2 separate regions of the Homo sapiens genome follow, and region 1 is linked to region 2. A link is a loop called in an ENCODE intact Hi-C map of the cell type or tissue named here. Cell type or tissue: CD14-positive monocyte. All regions are shown on one strand. Each heading gives the region's core, and the rest is flanking DNA. Links, peaks and the distances in the headings are about the cores only.

Region 1 (10,559 bases), core at 765-8,764, 60 kb before region 2:
ACCTTGGTCAAGTTCTTTAGTGTCTCTAGGGCCTCAGTTTCCCTGTCCTCAAGTTGCTCATAGTCCAGTCTGGGAGATAGAGAACAACCAAACAATGACTCAAAGAAAACAGACCAAATTGCAGCTGCTGAGAGCTTCAGAGGACCAGAGCATGGTGCTCTGAGAGGCTGCCACAGGGATCTGGTTGGGAGAGCAGGAGAGCTTCCAGGAGGAAATGATGCTGAACTGAGATCTGGAGGACAGGTATGAGCTAAGGGGGAAAGTGATCAGGAAAAGGCAATCTCAGCCAAGGGAGGAGCCTCGACAAAGGTCCTGTGGTCAGAGGGGGAAGATGAATGTGAGGGATGCGAGGCCAGTGTGTCTGAAGGGCTGAGTAAGTGGCAGGGACCAGAATGCATAGGGTCATATAGGCCAAGTTCAGAAGTTTTTTAAGAGCCACAGAAAGCCAGTGAACAGGCCTCAAGATGTGTGTGTGTATGTACGTGTGTGCATGTATGTGTGTGCATGTGCATGTATGTGTGTGCATGTGCATGTATGTGTGTGCATGTACACGTACATGTGTATGCATGTATGTGTATGCATGTACATGTGTGAATGTATGTGTGTGCATGTATGTGTGTGCATGTACGTGTGTGCATGTATGTGTATGTGTGTACGTGTGTGAATGTATGTGTGCACATTTAAGTGTGTGTGCATGTACATGTGTGTGCATGTGTGTGCATGTACGTGTGTGCATGTATGTGTGTGTATGTGCATGTGCATGTACATGTGTATGCATGTATGTGTATGCATGTACGTGTGTGAATGTATGTGTGTGCACATTTAAGTGTGTGTGTATGTACGTGTGTGCATGTGTGTGTGCATGTACGTGCATGTGCATGTATGTGTGTGCACGCACATGTGTGTGCATGTAAGCGTGTGCATGTGCATGTATGTGTGCATGTATGTGTGTGTGCATGTATGTGTGTGCGTGTATGTGTGTGAATGTATGTGTGCACATTTGAGTGTGTGTGCATGTACGTGTGTGCATGTACATGTATGTGTGTGTGTGCACATGTATGCGTGTAGGTAGGCTGGGTGAGGACCCGAGAGCATGATGTAATGCATGCTTGGTAGAATCACTGTGGCCACAGGTAAGAGAGAGCTGAGGGGAGGCAGGCAGATCTGGCAAGAGTCTCCTCAGCTGTCCAGGTTAAAGGTAACGGTAACTTGTGCAAAGGTGGTGGTATAGGATTGGAGAGAAATGCATGGATTTGAAGACGTTTGAAAGTCAAGCTCAGGACTAGTTCATGGTTGGATTACGGGCAGCCGGGAACTGAGGGGTAAAGAAGACCTGTGGGCTCTGACACCAGAAGTGGATAAATGTGGGGCCATCCCTGACCAAGCCTGGGAGACCTGGAAGTGGACAAGGATTCAGAGAAGGAGATTAGGTGTTTGGGTTAAGTGTTGGGTGTTTGCTGAGTTGCCTTTGGGAAGCCCTAAAGAAGAGGACCTGGGCTTGAACCTTGAGTCGCTGCAGCGCTGACTGGCTTGGAGAAGGTCTGTGAAGGCTGCAGACAAGGCCAGGCCGGTGAGGTAGCTGCTGGACAGAGTAAAAGAGGGTTTCTCAGGGGGAAATGTGGTCCACAGTGTTGAATGCCACCAGGAAGTTAAGTGAGATGCGGGAGAGAAATTTGGGGTTGGAGGTAGAGATACTGAAGACTTTGGCCATTTTTGATCATACCAGGACTTTATACAACACAATTATCAGGTCATATCAGAAAAGATTGCTTCTGATGGAGACAGGATTAAATAAGACAACCTCAGCAAAGTGCTGGTACATTGGAAACACTCAACACTCATACATAGAGAATTATCTGTCTCTTGTTTCTATAAGAAAGAGAATTCGTAGCAGGTTTCTGCCAGGTCTGTTCACCTTGGCCCTGTGGACATCCTGGGCTGAATGATTCCAGCCTGGGGTGTGCTGTGCATTGTAGGATGTCCAGCAGCATCCCTGGCCTTATCCAGGAGATGCCAATACATGCCCCTAAGATGTGGCACAAAAAGTGACATTGAGAAATGCCTCTGGGAAGGAGGCGCAAAATTGCCCCCAGTTTATTTGAACCACTGGTTTAAATAAAATCATTTTTAGAAATAAAATTAATAGGTTCATTTTTTGGTTATTTTTATAAACAGTTGTAAGGGCATGGAACCCTTGGTATGTCTATTATATTACAAACGTAAGTCATGGGCCGTGGAGAAAATCATTGATTTAGTACCTGAACATCCTAATTGCCACCAAATATGCAGCTACTCTGAGAAACAAAACTAAGATTGTGGAAGTGCTGACTCCAGATGTTTTCTAATTCTCTCGGAGGAATGAAAGCCTATAAAATTGATGCCATGCAGGAGAGAGAAGCCAGTTCTCCCCGGGGATGGCACAATCCATACCTGGCGGGCATGATCTGCCAAATGACACCCCGATTTGGGACTTATACTTTGCAACACAATTCTGTTAATATTTATAGACAGACGTAATGCCCTTTGGTATAAGAAATACATCTAAATGAACTTCACTAACAGGATGGTGCCCTGTCTCCCAAAACATATAATCTCCTTTTTGGGGTTGGCAAAGTTTGCAAAATAAATCTCATCCAGTGCCACACACTGAGTGCAGAATTTCTCTCTGACACCCTGTACCACTGAAGTGCCTAACGCCTTATAGCTGACTTCAGCAAACACATTTAGCAACCTAGTTAAAACCAAATAGTGTTATAGAGATGCTGTAACTTCTTTTTTAAGTTATAGCAGGACAGATTTAGGAAGGCAGACAATAAAAGTCCCGTGGTTGCTCATGGACTGTATGTTGCTGCAGAACATTAATGCGAGCACGCCAACCTAAGTGGCAGCCCGGGACAACTGGGCCTTCAGAATCCAGAGATCTTTTCACTCAGCGCTCCTTTGTGCCAGAGCAGAAGTCACTTCAATGTCATGTTATACTGTACAGTTTTGCAGGGTCATGTGTTGAATTATGTTTTTTCCCTAAATAAACTATAACAATAATTTCCCTATTAGGCTCTGATGGGATGCTCTGAGGAAGGGATGGCCTGGATGGGTGTTTCTCCCAGAGAAGCTGTTCACACCAGCATGGGAGCTGCAGACCCTTCAGGTGGACAGCTTACACAGTAAAGCTCTTGCACCCTTGAATGAGCAATCACATTGCCTTGTCTTTCTTTCTCTTAAGTTAGTTTAAAGAAGCCTTTCCCTTTTGTAGTACGAGGTATACACTTGAGCTAGTAGCTTATAGCTCCTTCCTTCCTTCCTTCCTTCCTTCCTTCCTTCCTTCCTTCCTTCCTTCCTTCCTTCCTCCCTCTCTCTCTTTCTCTCTTTCTTTCTTTTGTGACAGAGTCTTGCTCTGTTGCCCAGGCTGGAGTGCAATGGCACAATCTCTGCTCACTGCAAACTCCACCTCCTGGGTTCATGTGGTTCTCCTGCCTCTGGCTCCTGAGTAGCTGGGATTACAGATGTTTGCCACCATGCCTGGCTAATTTTTGTATTTTTAGTGGAGATAGGGTTTCACCATGTTGACCAGGCTGGTCTCGAACTCCTAACCTCAGGTGATCTGTCCGTCTCGGCCTCCCAAAGTACTGGGATTATAGGTGGGAGCCACCACACCCGGCCTCATAGCTCAATTTCTGTGTGGCTTCAGCCTCAGTGTATTGGAAATACAGAACATTCTGTATGGAAATCATGGGGGATCCGCTGTAGGATTAAAGGCAGAATAGCAAAAGAGAGGTGGCAGGAAGGAAAGAAGGAGGAATGGAAGAAAAAAGAAGGGGAGAGAAGGGAAAGGAGCAGAATGGAAAGGGGAGTTGGAAAGAGGAGGGGAAGCTATAGAGAGGATGTGTGTTTTGCAAACCTCGACTTTGCAGCCGCTGCCCAGCCTAGGCGGAGCTCTTCACATGTCTCTAGATTGGCATTCCAGAAATTGTCCTCATTCTCATGAGGACAGCGGTAACCCCCTCATGGGGTTGTCTGGACCAGGTGGGACATGAATTAATAGTCTTTTGGGAAAGCTGTTCCCATTCTGGGAATATCAGGATTTCTCCCTGGAATGAAGGGCTCCTTTCAACAGTGAAACTTTAGAGAGCCTCACAAACCTGAGGTCCACAGAGATGGTGTGACTTGCCCAAAGCCACATGCTATGTAGAGGTAGGCAGGAGGAATGAGGACCTAAGCTATGGACTCATCACAATAACACCTTGGGTTGATAATTTGATGTGGCCTTCCTAAAAGACAAAATGACAAGGGAACTCTGGGGCCGGCTGGCCATGCCGAGACAGCCAGACCTGGGAGCTTGGCCTGCCCACTGGTGTTGCGGCTGTGTAGCTGGCCTTCCCTGTGGGTTCCCTGGGACTGGCCTGAGATAGAATTATGAGGTGGCAGTGCTGCCTCTTCTGTATCCCCAGTGAGCTACCTACCCACACCTGCCTGTTCCCTATTCTCCCATCAATCTTTGCCTTAGAGATATCAGCTATTCGCGCCTTAGGGAGAGCTCAGGCCAGTTACCCCTCTAGGAGGCATTTGCACAGGAAGCCTTCCTCTGCATTTCATTCTGGCATTGACGTGAGCCTGGGAGAGCAGCCTTAGGGAGGTCCTTTGTGTCAGGTGCTGGGCAGGGGGAAGGTGAAGGGCAGGTGACCTCTGAGAAGCAGCAAGAGGCCCTGAAGCTCCCAAGCCCAGCTTCCCTGTGGCTCCCCACTTCCTCCTTCTCTCCTGCCTGACCTCATCAACTTCCCCCCCAAACAGACCTGGCAGCTGGAGACCCTCAGAAGGCTGTGGTCTGAGCTCTTGGCCTGTAGAGGGGGAAGGGAGCTGTGGGAGCGTTTCTGTTTCTGGAAGGTTGGTTCCCTTTGGAGCTTCTGACAAAGGACCACGCGTTGTATTCCACGGCTTCTCAAAGAAAGGCCACCCCACAGGCAGGTGCTGGTCACCCAGGAACAATGAGGTTGTCACCCTGCTTTTTCTGTGGATCAGCCATTGGAGCAAAAGCACAGGAAGGTGTTGGCAGCGTACAAAGTGATTTCCAAAGAAAGCCTTCACTTCGCATTTCCACATGCACAACAGTGAGCCTATTTCAAGGGAGAGACTCTTTGCTTTGCAAATGTGAATTTCTTGAAGAGAAACTTCTAATTTGTCAGATCCCTTTATTCTGGGGCTCTTCTGTATTTTCAAAGAATTTTTAAACATTGGCAAATATTTATTGAGCATGTAATACAGGCTACCTATCATGGGACCCCAAAGGAGGGTGACACAGGAGGTCCACAGGCAGTGCCTTCTCCAGCGGAGGCAGGAGGCCAGAAGCCCCTCAAGGCGGTGCTAAGCCACAGGCCTGAAGCCTTGCAGATCTGAAGCTCCAGAACCAGTTGTCTCCCCGCTGCCCCCACTATGGGGAATGGAGATATGACATCCTGGAACTCAGTTCCATCCAACCCAATTTCTTCAGGCCTAGCCAGGGTCCAGGCTCCAGAGCTAGGCCTGCGGGGTCCAGTCAACTCAAAGACCTGGAATCTCAGACAGACGCTGCTCACTCACTGACTGAACTGCTCGGGGACACCACTAGCATTTAAGTCACGGCTACCTCATTATGAGTTGCTTATGCTGGGCTGCAGTGTAGCTTTCCTTTGGATTAGAAACCCCATGAAGACAAGACTGCACACAGAAAGAGGTGCACTTCAGAACTAAAGTGCACCTCTTCCTGTTTCGCCTGCAAAGAAAGGGAACTTTCTTTTCCCTCCATTTTTTAATTTGCACAGTATTGGTTTCCATCTTAGAATTTGCAACTGTTTTAGCCTCAGAATAGTCTTGTACTCCTTGAAGTCCCTGGAGGTTTCCCAGAGCCTAATCCTCCTCCTCCTCAGTTGGTAACTGGGACCTGAGATTTGTTTCATGGAGTCTGTGATAGAACTTACATGAATGTGTTGATGTCTATGCTCCAGAATCATTCCAGAGCAATGGCCCGGGCCACTGAGTTTCAGGTAGCAGGACAGGTGGTCCTGGGGAGGGTGACAGGCCCTTCAGCTCACACCTCTTCAAATAAGTGGCTCCTCAGGTTGCCCTCCACACATCTTTCTCAATGGCGTCATTTTCTTTCCAGTGACAGTGACAGGGACTGGGAACCTGGGAGCTTCTCAGCATCTCCTTTTCACACTCTGCCTCTGAGCAGCTGGGAATCCTTACCCCTCCAATCTCCTGACTGCTCATCTCCCTGGAGCCAGGACCCTGAATCAGTATTCACGGCCTGTTAGTGGCTTGCAAGGCAGAGCAGACAGATGGACGTGCTCGGGAAGCCTATTGATCAGCCCTTGGTGTGACCTGCCCAGACCTGGTTCTGTTTCAAGCACTGATCACGTGGACAAGGTATGTGCAAGGCCCAGAAAACACCAAAGGGCAAGTGTGAGGCGCTGGATCAAGTCCCTTGAGGAGAGCAGGGCCAGGCGGGCTCTGGCCAGAGCCCCACCCCACGCTGTCTTGGGGTGTCTCACTGGCTCACAGGAACCTCCTGGGCAGGAAATGTCTGTGTTTGACCCTGCAGGCCTGGCCCTGGAGCTTGGACCCTGGTAGGGCCTGAAGGAATTAGGTTGGATTGAACTGGGTTCCAGGACCTCACATCTCCATTTCCCATAGTTGGGGGGCAGGGAGGAGACCCCTGGTTCTGGAGCGTCAGATCTGCAAGGCCTCGGACCTCTGGCTCAACACCCCCTTGAGAGGCTTCTGGCCTCCTGGCTCTGCTGGAGAAGGCATGGCCTGTGGACCTCCTGCATTCCCGAGGCAGGCTGCGTGGCTAGCATTTGGAGGCTGGCAGAGACTGGCTGATTCCTAACCAAAGATGCTGTTGGTGTCTTCTGATGGAATGTGACTTTCTTTGCCTAGTAGGTGTTATTCACAGGGATCCTTTAGTTAAGCAAATTTGCCTAGGCCCCCTGTTGGGTCGTATTTTTCTTTTTTCTTTTTTTTCCTTTCTTTTTTTTTTGTTTCAGGAGTCCTTAATTCCTCTCAGCACCATTTGAGATGAGCAACTACACAAGACAAAGACGAAAGGCTTTTTCAGCTCAAAAATCCTGTGATTCTTTGATTCTAAGAAGAGATTTTCTTACAAGGAGTTTGCCTAAGGTAAGAGAATTCTGACTGCCCACAGTATTAGTCACTAAGGGGTTTCCTGGGCAGGCTGGGCCCCCACTGGGACCCCACACATTAGCTCTTTTTGGGAGGGAGGCCTGTTCTTAAACTTCCTCAACACCTTCCTTCCCACAGTGTCCACACGGCTTGTGTCTCCTCCCAGCAGCCGGCCTGCTGGTGTGTGTGCTGTGTGTGGAGAGTGGCCTTAGGCCTGTGTTGTGAGTGATGTCTGCAGAGCATGGGGTTGATTTGGAAGAAGGTGTGATCCGAAGTTGTGTTTGACCTGAGCTCCTGTCACCCCTGAAGGCAGCAGAGGATCTCCTGTCAGTGACCCAGGAGGACAGCTTTCTGAAGGACATTCTGCCCATTGCACAGAGGGGCTTTTGTGATTGGTTTGCCCAGATGTGACTTTTTCCCCTACCTTTGAAGGCCTAGATTGGGTTTCCCATTTCTTGGCCCTTTGGAAAGGCCAATGGCTCCCTGTCTGACAGGCTGCCCTGAGCAGCAGGTGCTCCATTTAGACCCAGGCTGCCCCAATCCCAGCTCTGATCTGACTCTCAGCTCTGAGGCTCCATTGAGTCCCTGGGCCTCAGGGACCCTGTTCAGGCTTTGCTGATGGTGGCATCAAGTGACCTCCGAGCCACCTCCACGTTGGCTCAGACTGAGGAAACTGGTGATCTTGTCTTGCTGTTTGCAATACTTGAAGACAAAAACAGAACTTGTGCTGCATTCTCAAGAAAGAAGAGACAACTGTTCCTGTACCTCACTCTTGTAGATATCTGTATGAAGAAGCAGTGATGGGTGCATGCAAGCTAGGGAGCATCAAGGCTCCCACTGCGTGGGCGCCAGCTGACCCCTGACCTCGTTTTCATCTGTTGCTCTGGTCATGGCTCTGAGATCTGGGCAACCTGAGCCAGCTTGTGCATTCCTTACCCTTGTGCTTTTGCACTATCCATCCCTGTCCCCTAGAACTCCCTCCAGTACAGTCTGCTCCACCCCATCCCATCCCATCCCATCCCATGCCATCCCATCCCCTCACCTCACTCCATCCTACCCCATCCTACCACATCCCACCCCATCCCATTCCATCCCAGCCCACACCACCCCACCCCACCCCACCCCATCCCACCTCACCCCATCCCATTGCCTCATCCCACCCCATCCCATCACATCTCACCTTACCCCATCCCATCCCATCCCATCCCATCCAATCCCATCCCATCCAATCCCATCCCATCCCATCCCACCCCACCCCATCCCATCCCATCCTACCCCATCCCACCCTACCCCATCCCATCACCCCATCCCTCCCTATCCCAGATTTCCCATCCCATCCTACCCCAGGGCATCCCATCCCATCCCATCCTGCCCCATACCAGCCCTTCCCACCCTATCCCACCCCATCCCATCCCATCCCATCCCACCCCATCTCACCCCATCCCACCCCATCCAAAGGTATGTATTCTTGGGCTGCTACTGAACCTCTTAGCTTCTGTCTTCTCACCTATAAAAGGCGAATTGGCAAGGTCATCCCCTTTGGCAGGTAAGTAAATGCGGAGGACATAGTCCACGTTAAATAAATGACAGCGACTGCTGTTTCACTGGTTGTCATGCCCATGAGCAAGTCAGTACCTGTTCTCCCCACCAAGGACAAGCTAACCCTGCTACCCAGGTCCTGCTCGTGTCCTGAGCTCCTCCTCATACGTGCCACCAGACTTGGTTTTGTATCCTACCTGGGCTTCAGGAGAGAGAATTAAAAAAATCAAATTAGGTAAAATTGGAGTTAAATGATAATGATAACTTCTCAGCTACTTCAACCTCAGTTTCTGCCCTTTTTGAACTTGCCAAGCAGTGGAGGTATCTTAACAGGCCCGTTCTGTGACTGTTACCACTGTTCCCATTTTAATGCAGCTATTTGTGTACTAGGTACCTCTCTCCCATGAAGCTGTGAACTACTTAAAGCACAATAAAGAAAGGAAAGAAGGAAGGAAGGAAGGAAGGAAGGAAGAAAGGAAGGAAGGAAACAAGGCAGGCAGGAAGGAATAATTAATGAATAATACTGCATTCAGGAAACTAGACCCAGTATTTTCAAAGTGACTCATACCCAGCCATCCTCTCCTTTGCCAGTTAGCATTGATAATCTCCAATTGCTCAACCACTTGTTTCTTTTAATTTTAACAATCTTACAGCTGAAGCTATCTAAGATTTATTCAGGAGAATATATTTTGTAACACCTCCTTTTTCCTGTAAACATTGAAGGAAGGTTCGTGATATGGACCCTTGGCTGAAATTTGAAGGTGAAAAAGGACGGCTCCGTTCCTATTTATGGTGTGGGAGTGACTTTCCTTCACCACTAGCCTGGGTGAAGTTTAATGACTGACCAAGAGGGAAGTAATTCATTCTTCCTGTCATCCTATTTTATTCCCCTGCCCCTCACCTTGTGCTCTCTTTTCCTGCTCAGCTCCTATTCTGATCTTTCTTTGTCAAGGATGTTTCTCATGATTAAGTGCTTATATCTTCTTCTCCCCAGCATATTTGTTTGGATAGATTTAGGACAGATAAAATTGCTGAAAATTGCCTGGTTTCTGTTTTCTCTAGAGAGAAAACCCTGAAAGATTTTTAGCTAATGGCATTAGACCAGTTTCGATCACTGTAAGATTCTCTGGCTTTAGTTCTATAACCCTCCAGAAGTCTAGATCTTTTTGATATTAAAGAAAACATGCACACTTTGAGTGAGCTACTGAGTTCCATCGAATTGTTTCCATTTTACAGAGACTAAGGACAGGGGACCACTGGGAAGGCACATAAGGAAACAAAAGGGACTTTGACCCAGAGACTGGACCCTGAGTCTATATGAAATAGGAGGTGATGGTGTTACTAAGAATTTCTTGCTTTGAGCTAGTTTCATTCTGGGTGAAGTCTGTACTTGAAGTTCCTCTCCTAACCTAACGATGGTTGCAGGTGGGGCCAAAGTTAATGGAGAACCTGGACTAACAGCCTCACCACCTTGGATCACTTTCAGTAACCACCAGGCCTACCTGGAAGTGCAACTCTGGGTCATGTGGAAGTGAAAACTGCAGTGGTAGGCATCCAGTGTCTATTCTGGGGGCTCTGACTTGGTTCTCCGCTCACCTATCTGAAGGGCTGGCTTGGCATGGACTTATTTAGTGTCTTTCTTTATGGAACTCAAAAAGCCTTTATATGTAGCCTTATCTTTCAGTTGTCCCAAGAAGCTCTATTGGCATTAGAAGCAAAGATATCTGCAACTGAAGTTTTCCATAACTTGCATTTTTGTCCCAAGTTTTATGGCCCTTGGCAGAACGTCACTGAGTCCTGGTCTTATGGCCAGAATACCTGAGTCTTAAAATCTGAGACCAGGGGCTTCTGATCAGATGGGCCTG
Region 2 (10,559 bases), core at 904-8,903:
TTTTTAAACCAATGTCGATGACTGTGGAAAGGAAGGATTAGATGGGGCAGTCACCTCTTAGAGGACATCAATTTTCTGTAAACCCAACCCAAGCCTTTCAATGTATCCTAACTTGCTATAAATATTAAATTATTTATCTTTTTAACATTTTGAATGATTTTATCTTGTCCATCATACTGCTGTTTATAGGCTGCAAATTAAAAATGGTAAAAGGCCATTTATGTGCACAAAAGTGCATTTCCACGTGGTTGCTTTGGTTGTGATTGCAAAGCTCATGGATGTACCCTGGACTTGACTGACACCTGCCTGTTCTGTTCTTACCCCGTTGAGCTCTGTATACAGTGAGTGCTCTTCCGATCCTTGGGAAGAGAACTGGGGAAGCATAGCCGGATTTATTTGGAGTCTAAACATTCATTCATTAGAGGCAAAATATTTGACAAAATGCATTTTGAAAAATAAAAATGAGTTTCAGGACCTGTCACAGCCAATAAAATTCACTTGGATGAAAGGCCCGATGTGTAATAAAAATGTCTCATTTAAGAAATTAAATGATCCTGTCATTTGTAACAACGATTAATAGAATTTTAAAATGGAATGAGCTCAGATGAAGCTCGGTGAGTCACAGTGGCCTTTCACATTTGCAATATTCCTAACATAATTATTAATTAACACACCAGAAATGATTTTAATGTAACATTATGGTGCAGTTTTAAACACCCAAATGGAAAATGCTTCTTATTAAGGTTTCTCATCCTTTCTTAGAATTAAAATGCTAAACTAATTAAAACCAAGGTACTTTAAAAACAGTTTGCTTCCAAACAGATTTTTAATATATGCCAAGCCAAGTATTAGCCTAGAGCTATTTTTTTTTTGCTAGAATCAGAAATCTATTAAAAATGGAATTTCTAATAAATGTCCTAATAGCCTCTGCTCTATCTCCAAGTAATCTGTGTGGCATTCATGCCATTAAAGAAGAACTTGGGGCTAGAATTTGGAGTGGTGTATTTAAAAGTATTAGTCAAAACTTTCTGAAAGATAAATCACACTTTCTGACTACTTTGCTTGAAATATTTCCATGAACTTCCATTGCCCTTAGCGTCAATTTCAATATCCTCACTATGACCTAGAAATCTCTATAGGATCTGGCCTCTACCTGTTTTTTCTCCTTCATCTCATTTTGGATGTTTTTGTTATGGTATTTCAGACATTTTAGACTTATAGTTTTGTTTTGTTTTTCCACGTGCCTAGCTTATTCCTGTCCCAAAGCATTCTTGTATTTTCAATTCCTCCTGAATATTCTTCCAAAACTTGTCACACAGCCTGTTACCTTCTCCCCATTCTGGTTCTAGGCTGTACTATGTAGTATAATTCCAGTCTAACTCATTACCTCTGTTATTTTCTGCCCCTTAAAACTAGAATGCAAGTCCCATGCAGGCAAGGCCCTTTTCCACCTGCTCAAATCTGGGTCCTAGGTACCTACAAAAAAGCTCGATAAACATTTGTTGAATGAACAAAGGCACTTATGCCATCTCGAAATTGTACAAGAAATGATTACACAAGAGCTGGCTAAGAAAAAGACATCAGTTCTTAAAGAAGCTGCTGGTGTCTCATTGTGAGACCTTGAAGAAATTTAGATAAAAGTGTGTGGTCAGGAAGTGGGAAACATACATATAATATGCTGGGCTAATCTCTGAATCAGAGAAAGAACAAGCAAAAAGGATGACATTGAAATGCACAGCTCAGAGCAACGCCAGGCTTGAGTGGCGATAGGAACTGCTTGGTTGACTTGTCTCTTTCTGCTCCTTCTTTTTCTAAAGGCCCAATTTATTTTATTTCTAGGTTTGAAAGTGCTCAAAAAATGCTTGTTAAATGGTTATTTGGGAGTCCTAATTTTCTGTTTTGTTTTTTTTTTTTAAATTGCTCATGGTTAATGTTGGTTCACATTAGCTCATGGTTGTGAATAAAGGACTTATTTATAAGTTGACAAGATTGCTCTATTTTGCCCTGTCCCCCTCTCTTTTATGAAAGAGTCACTCTAGCCTCACCCCATCACCTCTACTCAATCCAGCTTTCTGATCGGCAGCATCTGGTACCCAATGTGTTGATGAACCTCATGCTTCTGTGGAAGCTTGCTGGAGTTCTGGAGGAACATTCTACGGAAAAACGTGTCTTAGCAATTTTGGTGAAATTTTAATTTTCTATATTCTAGGATAATGATTGCCCTTTTTCATCCTCTGTCTAAATTACTCATCCACATATATCCTTAAATTATGCTTTTTTACTAATTTATAAGAAAGGTCTAAACCAGTAAGCAAGTAGTACATGTCATCATAAATAAGTTAAAATGGGACTGACATGTTAAAAAAGGGCTCAATATGTGGTACCTGTTAATAATAATCAATGCAAATAAAATGTCTAAAGGAGAAAGAAAATTTCATTATGGCTCTATAATTTTTCCATTGGCCTTACCAGATTAACAGCAATTACTATAGATTTCCTTTAGTGTTATTCTAATATAATTTGAAAAAATAAATTTTAATCAAAGAGAATCTATTTATCTATATATGTATATACATATAATACATATACTTAATAAGCAATTCAACAAATGTATATTGAACATCTCTGTGAGCCAGGACCATACCAGACCCTGGGGACACGTGAATGAGTAACAATTCCAGCCCCTGGGAAGGTCAGCCGTGTCCAAGAATATACATGAATAGGAATTAGCTCTACCACTTCTGAAATCTTAAAAATGTAATTTCTGATTCAAAACATTGAGCGACCACTCTCTGTTCACCCTTAATCAAATTTTTTTTCAAGAAGACAAACCAACAAAGAATTTATAAGAGTAGCCTGCTGCGAACATTCTCATATTGTTCATTTCTGAACAACGGTGGCAGGGATCTGGGGACCCGAAATAAAGAAATGATCGATTTTAGGAAAACAGCTTGATCCGTGGAGACAGCAAGGATTTTGGAAATATGAATGGCCCCACTGGAATCCCTCTCCAGCCTCTAGGAGCTGTTTGATGTTAGCTAAGTGAATCTCATCGACTCTTCTTTACAGCTTCTGATAAACGGAGGTAGTATGGATCCTTGCAGTGTTAGGAGAATCATTCAAGGTGACGTATGTAAAAATGCCGAGCACAGTGCCACTCCCTATGCTGGAACTGCTCAGCTCTCAGAAGTGATCACAATTAGTTTTGACAGGGTACTGATTTGTTTGCAGGCATGCGTCTAGACCCTTCACCTGGCGCCTGTGGCTGGTCTGTACTCCACGGCTCATTCCAGGTTTCCTCTGCACCTCCTGGTGACTGCCATACAGCTTCATTCTGCACACATTTTACCTACGGGAAGCTTGGTTGAACATTGAACATTTTGCTCTCAATTCCTAGTGACTTAATGTGTGGGCTGTTTTAATTATTTACGCAATAAATATTGATAACCCTCATAAACAAAAACTCTTTGGAATTCTCAATTGTTAGGAGTGCAAAGGAATCCTGAGACCAAAAAGTTTGAGAACTGCTCATCTATTGGATCAGGTTTAAGCTGAACTGGATCTGTGGAATGAGGATTCTTTCCTCTCATCATTTATTAAGTTATTTCATCAACTCTAACTGAGCGTCTACTTTATGCAAATTATTTGACTATGTTTTGGGAGGGATAAGATAGAGCAAGGGATAACCCATTGTTCCTGCCTTTGAGAAACTGACTACAAGTTGATCTGGATGGCTGGATGTGTACGTTGCGCTCTGTGTGTTAGGAGAATGGTTGCTGGCCCACTCTACAGGACAGCTTGCTATGCACAGCGCTGGTGGACAAGCTCTTGGTGTTTCTGGGCAGGTGTTTCTGCACAGCAGTTGAGGTGGTGATGCTGGTGACATGCAGGACAGCAGCTGCTGTTTCTGCTTTTCTCATCGTGGGCAGGTCAAGTGTCCCTGGGGTTCCTTCCTGGCCGTGGCCTTAGGGTTAGCAGCCCCGTGTGCAGAGCCGTGAGCGTGCAGCCCTGGACTCTGACCGCTGACCACACTCCCGGCAGATACTGCCTCAAGCTCGTCTGCCGGCAGCTCTGCTTGTGGTCAGGGCTCTGGACAGAGTTTGGGTTCAGCAGTCTTAGGCAGTTAACTGCTTTTCTAAATTCTGCTCCTCTTTGAAACAGTGTTCCCATTCTTGACTCTAAAATATAATTGCCCCTTAGACTGAGTTTTCTGCACTTCTCACCACTGAGTGTTGGAGGCCACATACGCTGTCAGAAAACTTCCCTTTTCACCCTCGGCTTGTTTTGCGGCCTGGTTCATTCCTCTGTTGAATGCATGACCCACTTTTCTTTCCTTTAAATTGGTAGCGAAGGAGAATAGGAACAAAAGAGCGTTTTAAATAATTTTGTGAGGAAATTCAGGACCAAGTGAAACTTCCCATTGGATTAACCCATGGGAAATCCCATCTTGTGTTAGTTTACACTGGATTTTCCAAATAATTTTCAGGGCTTTAACATTTGTTTGACCATTTGATGAATGAAAACATTTTCTCTGAAGTCGTTGTATAAAAGAAATGAGCGCAGAGACAGATATGTTCTTTGGGCTAGTTTTTACTTTTCTTAATATCCTTTCTCAGGTAGGAGTCTTGTCTGATAAACATATCATTTATATTATTATAATTTACCCCTCCCTCTCCTTTCCCCATGAAAATAATAATGATAGTACTAATAGTTGCAATAAGGGTCTCTGCAGTTTGCACTTATGGTCTTAGAAACATTTAATTTTATTTTAATTTAAAACTAGTATTGAAAAGATAGCAAACCACAGAGCCCTCTGCTGTGGCAGTCCTGCTAAGATACTTTTTTAAAAAATACATTTAGATTTTAATTTTAAGTTCTGGGACACATGTGCAGGATGTGCAGGTTTGTTACATAGGAAAATGTGTGCCATGGTGGTTTGCTGCACCTGTCAACCCATCACCTAGGTATTAAGCTCAGCATGCCTTAGCTATTTTTCCTAATGCTCTCCCTCCCCGCACCCAACCCGCTGACAGGCCCCAGGGTGTGTTGTTCCCCTCCCTGTGTCCATGTGATCTCATTGTTCAACTTCCACTTATAAGTGAGAACATGCGGTGTTTGGTTTTCTGTTCCTGTGTTAGTTTGCTGAGGATAATGGCTTCCAGCTCCATCCATGTCCCTTTTCTTTCTCATTCCTTTTTATGGCTGCATAGTATTCCATGGTATAGATGTACCACATTTTGTTTATCCAGTCTATCGTTGATGAGCACTTCACTAACAGTAATTCATTTAATGCTCGTTGCAACCCTGTGAGATAGAGATCAGACTCCCCCATTTTACAAACGAACAGACCCAGGCTCCAGGGGTGAAAGGGCTTGGGTAGGGTCGGGTGGCTGCTGCAGTGGTGGAGCAAGATTCCATTCTACTGTGTACCTCTGAAGCTCATGATTATAGCCCTAAAGTGCCCTGGAGGATCCCCTGGCAGATCAGAGCACCCAGAGGACCACGGATCACCCAGAGGACCAAGATCACCAGCAGATCCCGATCGCCTGCTGGGTCACCAAGTACCAGTTCAGCTGTCCTGCATGGTTAAACATTCACTGGGTGTCCATGGCCAGGATATTGACTTGTTTTCAGGATCCTTCTCTCTCACATATACTGGAGTCCTTCCCTGCTCACTTCTGAGATGAAAATTGCTGAAAAAATTAGAGTTCCATCCAGACAGATTGGGTGGAGACAAGAAGATGGAAGGTTCCCAGGGAACGAGAATGTGGGACAGGGCGATTCCCAACTTCTCCCACCGGTGTTTGTCTCCCTCTGCACGGTCACAGGCTCCACGGTCACTGGCTCTGTGAGAACACTTGCTCCAGAGCCTTGCCTGGGGCCCTGTGTGCCAGGCCTGAGTTGGGTACCGGGGACTTACTAGGGTCACTAAATGGGGGCCGTTCCTACAGGGCTCCGTGTTCGGAGTCAGAGGTAAGATTTTCCTTTCCATCCTCCCACCTAATAGTAGAGAAAACTGCATGTACTGCCATGGGGAACCCCTGTGCCTATTTTCTTTAAAACATTTGATATATCTAAAGGTTGCAATACATGTCATTTGCTGTGTAAACCAAAGCTGGGGACCAGGGGGTGGACTTGCTCGAGGTTGCACCGTTGGACAGTTAGGGTGAGTGGTCACCTGCAGGGGTGGGGTGGGGTGTGTGGGGGTGTGGGGGCGAGGGTGTGCAGGGGTGGGGAGTGTGGGGTTGCAGAGGCAGGCCTGCACAGCTGGGGCTGCCTTTGCTCAGAGGCCTCTCTGTTTGCACAGATGTTCCCGTGGCCTGCATCGCCATGGTTTGTGGCCAGCTCTGCACTTGATGCATCATTTATGGGCTACCCGGATTCCAGGGCCACATAGCGGCCCGCGTGTCTCCCAGCCAGAGCCCCAGCTGTCTGGGGCATTTATGACAACTGTATTGCCACAAGCAAGCCAGCTTTGCACTGTCGCTTACAGTGCTTGTGACGGCTCCACTAGCACCCACCCCACTCCTTTTGTTTATTTCAGCACTCACTCACTTATTCTGAATCTGTGAACCTTGGTCAAGTGGCAGCTAACAATGTCTGAACGTTCTCTACCCCAATGCTGGGGCCAGCGTGCCATCCAACTCATAGTATGTATTGAATACCTGTTACCTGCCAGGTGTGGTGTTATGTGCTTTACTTAATTATTTCATTCCATCCTCACAACAAACCTCTGAGGAATGCAGAACTCTCCTCACTTTTACAGATGAGGAAACCAAGGTCAGCAGAGGCTGTAATTTAGGTCTGGCCACACAGCTGGTAGTACAGCGGCAGAGTGAGGCTTCTCAGAAACCCAGAGTAGCTGGCTCTAAAGGAATCAGATAAACAAATGAACAAATAAACATGTTCACAGTCTCATGGCTGCTGGTGGTGGCACTGGTCACTGCCTGGAGATGGTCCCTGCCTGGGTCCTTTGGTGGGTACTCCCAAGGCCACCCCATGGTTGGGGAGAAAGCAAGGTGCATTACAGAACTGAAGTCAAACTCTAGCATGTGCATAAGTGCAGTTACCCAACTAGCAGCTCTTTTTTTTTTTTTTCAGCCGTGTAAGTATCACCTTGTTTGAGTCAAGCCACTGAGAACCAGGTGCTCAAAGGTCTCCTGGGAGAGCTAGAAGGATCCTGGGCCTGGCCTTGCTCGGTGGAGCGGAGGCTGCAGAGCTTCCCCGTTGTTGAATCTCCCATGACCGGCCCCCACAGCCTGCAGTAGATGACCAGGATAACTCGATGATCAAGTTCATAAAAAGCGCAACTGGCCTCTCTTCTGGCCCCAGTGGAAGTGCTCTTACAGCACCAAGGTGGCTGGGGGTGGGCCCCTTAGTGAGCAGGGCTTGGAGGTGGGGGCAGTGGGGAGGACGCTGCCCCACTGTCCCCACTGCCCCCTGACCCGCAGGCTCACTGTGCTGCTTCCATTTTCCTGGCAACACACTCCCCTGCCTCCTTGCACTATGCTATGTCCAAGTGTTTATTTTCAGAAAAAGGATCCCTGTAAGATGCACCTGAGTATGTGAAGTAGGCAGACAGAGAAAGCGAAGGGAGAACTGAAAACGGGGATACAGGAACATACCTGGTACTCACTGGTGGGTCCCAAAAGGGAGAATTGGAAACAGGGAACAGGAACATGCCTGGTGCTCACTGGTGGGTCCTGAAAGGGGAAAACTGATGATGTCTAGTTGGTCTTCAGCAAACTGGTGTTTAATTCCCCTTTGGTGCCAGAGAGGGTGATCCCCATAGGTAGCTTGGAGGCTTTTTGAGATGCCAGTAAGAGCTGTGGACACTCTTGTAGAAAAAGGAGTACACATACACAATTTCAGGAGCACTAAAGGCCCCCGGCTCTATCTGGCTTTAGAAACATTGCATTTGAAAGAAGAAAAGGGGTTGTCACCTGTCATGCAAAATGAACCACACCAAAGGCATCCAACACTGTCGACTTGTTGTCTTTTAAATATTTGTCTCGTTTAATGAAATTATGACATTTACCATTAGAAATAACCCCAAGAATGCCAATACTTTCTATGTATCTATCAATTCTTTATCCGTTTGACAGAACAAAAGGTGCTTGGAAAAATAATTCTATACCCCTCAAACATAAAGAACATGAAAAGCCAGGAAAAGGTCTCTTGTGTGTGTAGGTGGGATTACTGCGGAGCGAGACAAACTTCTTCTAACATCATGAAAGAGGTTTTCACCTTTATTAAATTTCTTTAACTTGTTCCAGAAACCTCCCCAGTATCGCTGCTAAAATTATCATAAAGAACTACGACTACTTACTGCTATGCCGAGATATTTACATGCACGATTGAGATTCTTCTCAGCTCCCATATGTAACTTGATGCCCAGGGGTTGACTCACCCAAGCCAAAATTTGAACATGGAACTTCCTGAAATCCCCCCTGAAGCCTGTCCTATCCTAGTCCTGCCGTTGGTATTTTTTTCTAATCGACATGTAATAATTGTACCTATTTATGGGGTACACAGTGATATTTTGATACATGGATCCAAGGGGTAATGATCAATTCAGCGTCATTAACATATCCATCACCTCAAACATCTGTCATTTCCGTGTGTTGGGAACATTCAAAATCCTCTCTTCTAGCTGTTTGAAAATACACGCTCAGTTATTGTTAAGTAGCCTTTGGTATTTTTTAATCTAATTAAGTTGCTTGTGAGGCTTTCAGGCAGCAGGAGGCAGCCAGGAAGCAGAGCCTGTGGCCTCAGGTCCAGGAGCTGAGCCTTGGATTGAAGGGGAGCCAGGGCTGCTGGGGGCAGGGGACCTTGCAGAGAGAGCAGGGACTGACCCTTGCAGGGGAGTTGGCCTGGCAGCAGCCACCCTCCCACACCTGCCTCCTCTTTTGGGAGGCTTCTGCGGTCAGCCGTCAGCCGTGGCCCGCAATCAAGGCAGTGGGCGGGCCTGTGGGAATGCCGGCCATGTGAGCGCACCTGTGCCGTCCTCCCAGCTGTGTACTTCACAACAGGGCTGCTGTCAGCAATGGCCAAGTGCTGCACACCACCCACCCACTCTCCATGGTTCTGTCACATCTGCTGGCACCCCCATCTGGGTTGAACTGCTTTATTTATTTTTATTTAAAAATGGACACCAGAATTCTTTATGTCTGGGAATGAGCCAAACTGGCCCAGTGTTGAGTGCAGAAATATTCCATCTTCCTTCTGTGCCCAGAATTATTTTTGTTTTCTTCGATACCCAACCTAGATACGGCTACAGCAAGGAAATCGTTTGAGTTTCAAAACCAAAACTCCTTTCCTGTTTATCTGTGTTGAAAAAAAAATCCACCATCATTGATCACGAGGCCAGTTTATCTCTGTGGGTGGTGTTCGATCCGTTTGCTTTTTCATCTGGTGCCTGCTCCTAATATTGTACCAGAGGAAGCAGCCATTATATTTTGGAGCCAAGAGGAGCTAATTGATACTGTTATTATAATTAATGCTAGTCCTGACTCAGGAGGGACCTGGCGGTGGAAAGCCTTTGAGATCTTTGACCTCAGCACCATCTGAGTGGGAATCCCAGCCCGGTCACTTAGGAGTTAGGGGCCACAAGGAGCCTCACAGGGCCTCATTGTCCACCATGTGAAGTACAGTGGGCCAGGCCCCCAGCCATGGGCAGTCACAGTGGGTGTGCAGGCACAGGGTGCTGGTGGCCCTTCCTGATGCTCTGTTCATCTCACATGCTCACCGGCTTGCTGTGTGTCTTTGTCCACCAGGATAGAAGCTCATGAGGGCAGGGGCTTCTGCCAGTGTTGTTCATTGCACTATCTCCAGAGTGTGGCCTGGCACAGAAGGATATACTCAAGCATTTGTTGAATAAAGGAATGAATGAGTGAATGAATGGACAGCAGGGAATATTTTGGACGGCAGCCTTTTCAAAGGACGTTCCCTTCATGATCAAGGCAAGGGGGATGCCTTAGAACAGATGCCCTGTGGACCAGAAGGGAGTATCCAGGTTTTAGAAGAATACTGCACCTGAGGCTTTGAGATTTGGGGCAGCAGAGGGTGGAAGTTGCTGGAAGGAGGCTGAGTAAAATGACATAGCTCCTGAACATGGGCAGGTCCCCAGAGCAAGAGTTCGAATGGGGCCCACATGGTAAAGATCTTCATATTTAAAAAATGACACATTTTGCTTATACATTGTTGAGTAAAATGGTTTCTCTCCTACTACCTTGACCTTGATGGCTAGGTTCGAATTTGGAATTCAGACTCCTTGAGACTTCAGGCCAGCAGAAGGCCTTGGAGGAAGCTGCTTCCAGCCCCTGCTGCCCTCGGCCTCCCTTCCCCCTCTCACATCTCCTCTCCTCCCTCCCTGGACTTCACTCTTCCCTGTCAGGGTGCTCCACCCACAGGGGTGGGCCTTGGGCCTCCCCAGGCTCTGGGATGTCCAGGGGATCAGACTTGGGCCCTGGAAGTAGGTTTGGAGACATTTAGGCTAGGAATTCTGGGGGCTTGGGTACAAGGCGTGGATGGGATCAGGTCTCCCTGGGAAGGCTCGT

Evidence for each region. Hi-C counts contacts between places; a loop is a spot of excess contacts. Peaks named below come from ENCODE experiments on the same cell type or tissue, not always from the same donor. Only the 100,000 strongest peaks of a DNase experiment are listed, where the experiment ranks them.
Region 1: a loop joins it to region 2, with 1.8 times the contacts of the local background. A loop is called at or near these places in 2 of 110 quality-filtered maps.

The regions. Positions count from the first base shown.
Region 1 is chr2:8,388,546-8,399,104 of GRCh38, reverse strand. No RefSeq gene overlaps it. Among named protein-coding and RNA genes, the nearest start is that of LINC00299, 65 kb to the right of the region's middle. RefSeq lists an enhancer at 5,936-6,481. In CD14-positive monocyte, for the core only: CTCF peaks have their summits at 4,566 and 4,826; no DNase peak of the experiment used is centred there.
Region 2 is chr2:8,328,644-8,339,202 of GRCh38, reverse strand. No RefSeq gene overlaps it. Among named protein-coding and RNA genes, the nearest start is that of LINC00299, 5.5 kb to the right of the region's middle. In CD14-positive monocyte, for the core only: no CTCF peak of the experiment used is centred there; no DNase peak of the experiment used is centred there; H3K27ac peaks cover 871 bases.